2 separate regions of the Homo sapiens genome follow, and region 1 is linked to region 2. A link is a contact called in ENCODE Hi-C or POLR2A ChIA-PET data. All regions are on one chromosome and are shown on one strand. The core of a region is the stretch at or near the end of the contact, and the rest is flanking DNA. Distances in the headings are between cores, read along the strand shown.

Region 1 (2,700 bases), core at 17-2,516, 440 kb before region 2:
CCACAAGCCGCCTCCAGTTTTGGGATCCCTGCTCCAAAGACCAGAACATAGGAGCAAGCAGGCTGGCAGAACTGGTGGGCACAGCTGGGCATGGTGCCTCACACCTGTACTCCAAGCACTTTGGGAGGCCGAGGCAGGCAGATCACTTGAGACCAGCCTGGTCAACATGGTGAAACTCCATCTCTACTAAAAACACAAAAATTAGCCAGGTGTGGTGGTGCACGCCTGTAATCCCAGCTACTCGGGAGGCTGAGGCAGGAGAATCACTTGAATCTGGGAGGTGGAAGTTACAGTGAGCTGAGATCACACCACTGCACTCCAGTCTGGGCAACAGAGCGAGACTCTGTATTAAAAAATAGATATAATTAGCCAGGCACGGTGGCTCATGTCTGTAATCCCAGCACTTTGGGAGGCTGAGGTGGGTGGATCACCTGAGGTCAGGAGTTCGAGATCAGCCTGGTCAACATGGCAAAACCTTGTCTCTACTAGAAATACAAAAATTAGCAGGGCATGGTGGCGCATGCCTGTAATCCCAGCTACTCGGGAGGCTGAGGCAGGAGAATCTCTTGAACCTGGGAGGTGGAGGTTGCAGTGAGCTGATGTTGCACCACTGCACTCCAGCCTGGGCGACAGAGTGAGAGTCCGTTGGGTATCACACCCCCACTCACTCAGCCCCTGGCTGAGTCATAGCAGGTGGACACTCATGGGGACCAAGACGCCGTTGAGGGACGGGACCCAAGAGATGCGGCTATAAGTGGGGTGTGCTGGGTCACTGGAGATGCCTGGCTTGCTTATTGACGAAGCCTCAGGCTCTGGAGGTGGGGGAAGCCGTGGGGGAGGGAAGGGGAGAAAAAAGAGGGATGGAGAGATAAAGACACCGAGACACAGAAAAAGAGAGATTCAGGGAGAAGAGAGACAGAGACTGAGACACAGAGTGAAACAGACGCACACACACAGGGACGCAAATAGACAAAAGCAGAAACAGATGAACCCAGGACCTGCACAGATGTGGATCTGCACTTGGGGCAGCCGGGCCCTCTACTCCATGTGCCCACTAGGTGGCGCCCAAGAGCCACGCTCTGCAACGCAGCCGACCCGGTTGGGCCCCTCCTGCCGCGGAAGCCCCCATCTCTCTGCCCGCCCAGCGTTTCCCCCACGGGCCCAACACCACCTTTGTGGGAGGCCCTGGAGGCGCAGGTGGAGGCTGGAATGGGGGCTTCCTCAAGGGTCGAGGGTCTCCAGAGCCTCCCAACCCGGCCCCCGGTAGGCGAAGGCCCTGGTTGTGTCTGTGCTTCTCTTAGAGTGAGTTTGTATTGGTCTCAGGAGTGGACGTGCCTGCTTCTGTCTTGGGGTGTGGATCTGGTGAATCTCCGTGTGTGAGGCTTAAGGCCGTGTGTCTCTCTGTGTGCATCTGTGTTTGTCATGGGGCGTGTGTCCGTGTGTGTCTGTGTTTGCTCTGGGGGGCATGTGTCTCTGCGCATGTGACTACGTGTCTCATTTTTCTCTTGCTACATATCATGGCTGTATTTGCCTTGGGTGTGTCTGTGTCTCTGTGTGACTGACTTCTCCTCATGCTGTGTACATTTTGGTGTATCCGGGCTGGCGAGTGACTTGATGTGTGCCTCATGTCTCCGCCCCCCTTGGAAAGCTGCCTCTCCCGCCCCTGCTCACCTTTCCTGGCGGCTCTGTATAGAGTCACCAAAGAATTCAAGAACTGAAATATTTATGAAGTGCTTCCTGGGGTCCCCTGGAGAGACAGGAGCGACTGTTCATGGAGCTGTGTGTCTGTGGGTCTGACCAAACGAGATTTAGATCCTGCTCAAACTAAGCACCTACTATGTGCCAGGCCTTGGCTCGGGTACTGCCTTCATGCTATGCATTCAGTTTCCTCATCTGTAAAATGGGCCTGATATTCGGCCGGGCGCGGTGGCTCATGCCTGTAATCCCAGCACTTTGGGAGGCCGAGGCGGGCGGATCACAAGGTCAGGAGATCGAGATCATCCTGGCTAATACGGTGAAACCCCGTCTCTACTAAAAATACAAAAAATTAGGGCCGGGCGCGGTGGCTCACGCCTATAATCCCAGCACTCTGGGAGGCCGAGGCGGGCGGATCACGAGGTCAGGAGATCGAGACCATCCTGGCTAACACGGTGAAACCCTGTCTCTGCTAAAAGTACAAAAAATTAGGGCCAGGCGCGGTAGCTCACGCCTGTAATCTCAGCACTCTGGGAGGCCAAGGCAGGCAGATCACGAGGTCAGGAGATTGAGACCATCCTGGCTAACATGGTGAAACCCCGTCTCTGCTAAAAAAAAATAGCTGGGCGTGGTGGCGGGCGCCTGTAGTCCCAGCTACTTGGGGGGCTGAGGCAGGAGAATGGCCTGAACCCGGGAGGCGGAGCCTGCAGCGAGCCGAGATCGCGCCACTGCACTCCAGCCTGGGCAACAGAGTGAGACTCTGTCTCAAAAAACAAAACAAAACAAAATAAATTATAAAAAAAAAAAAAAAATGGGTGAAATTCCACCATGGCGTACCGTGGCCAGGGCCAGAAAGTGCAGAAGGTTATGGTGCAGCCCATCAGCCTCATCTTCAGATACTTACAAAATAGATCGCGGATTCAGGTGTGGCTCTATGAGCAAGTGAATATGCGGATAGAAGGCTGTATCATTGGTTTTGATGAGTATATGAACCTTGTATTAGAT
Region 2 (2,700 bases), core at 80-2,579:
GCAGATTTGACAAGCCCTGAGCAGCTGCTAGTGCTCAGACAGGGTGGTCCATGCTTTAGGGAGTGGGCCCAGCTCACACCACTGCAACCCTGCATGGCGGGGACTGTGGCAACCCCACAGCACAGAAGGGACGGCCGAGGCACAGAGAGGTCGAGGAATCTGTCCCAAGTGCACAGCCAGCTGGTGGCCAGCACTGACCACTCCTGACTGCCCTGTGGCTCCAAGGGGTTCCCCAAAGGGGGGCCATCATTGCTGAGAGCAGGAGGAAGCTTCACAAGCCCCCACGATGAGGCCCCGCTACGCCCAAGGTGGCTGCGCGCATCTACGGGGGGCCTCAATGTGCACCAAGAGTGGAGCAGCAGAGATCCTCCAACTCAACCACAAAAGGCCAAGCAACCCAGGCACGGAATGGGCGAAGGAGCAGAACAGACGTTTCTCCAAAGACGGCATGCAGATGGCCAACAGGACTGTGCAAAGATGCCCAGCGTCACTGACCGCCAGGAGAACACAAATCAAACCATAGCGAGACCACCTCGCACCTGCTAGGGCGGCTGCTACAAAAAAGTCAAAGGTAGGTGTGAGTGAGGACGAGGGGAAGGGGAAAGCCCTGCACCCGGGGGGTGCGGATGGGAGTCCGTCCAGCCGCAAGGGAGAGCAGTTTCCTCCAGTGCTAAAAACAGAGCTGCCCGACGGTCCAGCAAGCCCACTGCTGGGTCTGTATCCACAGGAAATGACATCAGAATCTCCAAACCACAACCACACTCCCACATCCGCTGCGGCGCAACCCACAACAGCCTGAAGGCAGAGACATCGGCGGGTGCCCGGATCAACACAACGTCGTCCATCCACATGGTGGCACATCACTGAGCCAGGAAAAGAAGGAACTCCTGCCATATTTGGGTTGAATGAATGTGGATGAACCTTGAGGAAACTATGCCAAATGAAAGACACCACTCGCGCCTGTAATCCCAGCTACCCAGGAGGCCAAGGCAGGAAGATCTCAAGGCCAGGAGTTCCAAACCAGCCTGGGCAACATAGTGAGACCCCATCTTTTAAAAAAAAATTGGGAGTTAACCTAACTTTTTGGCACGTGCTTGTGGTCCCAGCTACTCAGGAGGCTGAGGCGGGATGATCGCTTGAGCCCAGGAGTTTGAGGCTGCAGAGAGCTGTGATCACACCACTGCACTCCAGCCTGGGTAACAGAGTGAGAGACCCTGTCTCTTAAGAAAGAAGCCGGTCGCAGAAGAATAAAGACTGTACAATCCCACTCACGTGGGGTCTATAACACAGGCAAACACACAGAAGCAGAGTGCTGGGTGCTGGGGTGGGCGGAGGGAGCTGCTGCTTAGCACGTGTGAAGTGTCAGTTATACAGGACGGGTGAGCGGGCCGCAGAGCCCTGCTGCCCACCACTGGGCCCGTGGTGAATGCTGTACTGAACCTCAGATGCTTCTTAAGAGGGCAGATCTCACGCTAAGCATTGTTACAATTGTTTGTTTTTTTTTGAGACAGTGCCTGGCTCTGTTGTCTAGGCTGCAGTGTAATGGTGCCATCACAGCTCACTGCAGCCTGGGTATCCCGGGCTCAGGCGATCCTCCCACCTCAGCCTCCCGAGTAGCTGGGACCACAGGTGTGTGCCACCACGCCCAGCTAGTGTTTTTTATTTTTTTTATAGAGATGGGGTCTCATCGTGTTGCCCAGGCTTGTTATAATTATTAGAAAAACAGCAAAGATCAGACAGCCCGGTTGTGTCGGGGCACGTGCGGTGCCTCTGCTTTTGTGGGAAGGTGGAAACTGCATGGGGTGCTCGATTCTGCAGAGGATGCCCCCAAGGCCACACCTGACGGGGCCTGCTTATCTCTGCCACCCTTGATGCCTTCTGATTTTTGTACCTTGCACCTCGGGGAAGGATTCAAAAAATAACACACCTGCTGAAGTCGGGATCACTGGCTTCCTGAAAGCTGCCCACCACCCCCATGGAGACGCAGAGCTTGGAGGAAAGACCGCTTCAGATCGCGCAGGTGGGGAGCCGAGCATGGCCGGCAGCCCTAGAGGCACGGGCAGGGTGGGCCTCGACCGCAAGGACCTACCAGCTTCCACCGCTGCTCGGGGATGGCGCTGATGTCCACAGGGTGGCGCTCAATCACGTTCAGGAAGCGCGCCTCGGGGACTGCGATGGCACAGATCACGTGGATCCACCTGGGAGGGCAGGTGCAGCGGGGTCAGGTGCGCCTCTGAGGACCTGGGCTGGTCACAGAGGGGCTGGGCGTGATGTGGCTGTCGGCTGGGTCAGGGCCTGGGGAACTTCAGGAAGGTCGGTGCAGGCGTATGCTCCTCCTCAGCCCTGGCCACCCCATCCATGACACAGGGCGGTTATGTGGAGGTGATGGTCAACCCCTAGGCACTGGGGTCACACCCTGCAGAGCCTCAGCCCAGGGCAGGCTCCCCTCCGGCCCTCCAGCCCCAACGCGCGGTGCCACCCACCTCCTATCGGTGGTCATCTGCAGCGCACCTCCTCGCAGGTTGCACAGGCAGCACTCCTGTGGAGACCAGACAGCCCTGGATGAGCAGGGCTCGGAGCAGGCTCCCCACACACTGCTTGGGGCCTGATCTGCCAACCGTCCCCAGCCCACGGCCCTTATATTTCAACCTAGCAGCCACCAAAGTGACGGGTGGGAATCCCTTGGGTTCCACCCCCTCA

Evidence for each region. A loop is a pair of places that touch in the nucleus more often than their neighbours do. ChIA-PET counts read pairs that join two places held with the same protein, here RNA polymerase II (POLR2A). Pooled maps may share reads with other maps.
Region 1: a loop to region 2 is called in a map of posterior vena cava, with 3 times the contacts of the local background. The contact joins two enhancer-like sites. A Hi-C loop is called at or near these places in 1 of 168 maps with a recorded cell type or tissue (posterior vena cava) and 3 of 50 pooled maps. POLR2A ChIA-PET finds 5 or more read pairs at or near these places in 1 of 52 experiments (BJ).

Annotation. Positions count from the first base shown.
Region 1 is chr19:5,576,762-5,579,461 of GRCh38, reverse strand. It overlaps the pseudogene SNRPEP4. Among named protein-coding and RNA genes, the nearest start is that of TINCR, 10 kb to the right of the region's middle. Within about 2 kb of position 1,266, at least 4 of the 41 ENCODE cell types and tissues checked have a DNase peak (open chromatin) inside an H3K27ac peak, as active enhancers do.
Region 2 is chr19:5,137,460-5,140,159 of GRCh38, reverse strand. KDM4B (lysine demethylase 4B) reads right to left here. Exons shown (of 23, transcript NM_015015.3): 17 at 2,484-2,539; 18 at 2,090-2,198. Among named protein-coding and RNA genes, the nearest start is that of PTPRS-AS1, 39 kb to the left of the region's middle. RefSeq lists enhancers at 795-894, 1,917-2,416, 2,417-2,700. Within about 2 kb of position 1,329, at least 3 of the 41 ENCODE cell types and tissues checked have a DNase peak (open chromatin) inside an H3K27ac peak, as active enhancers do.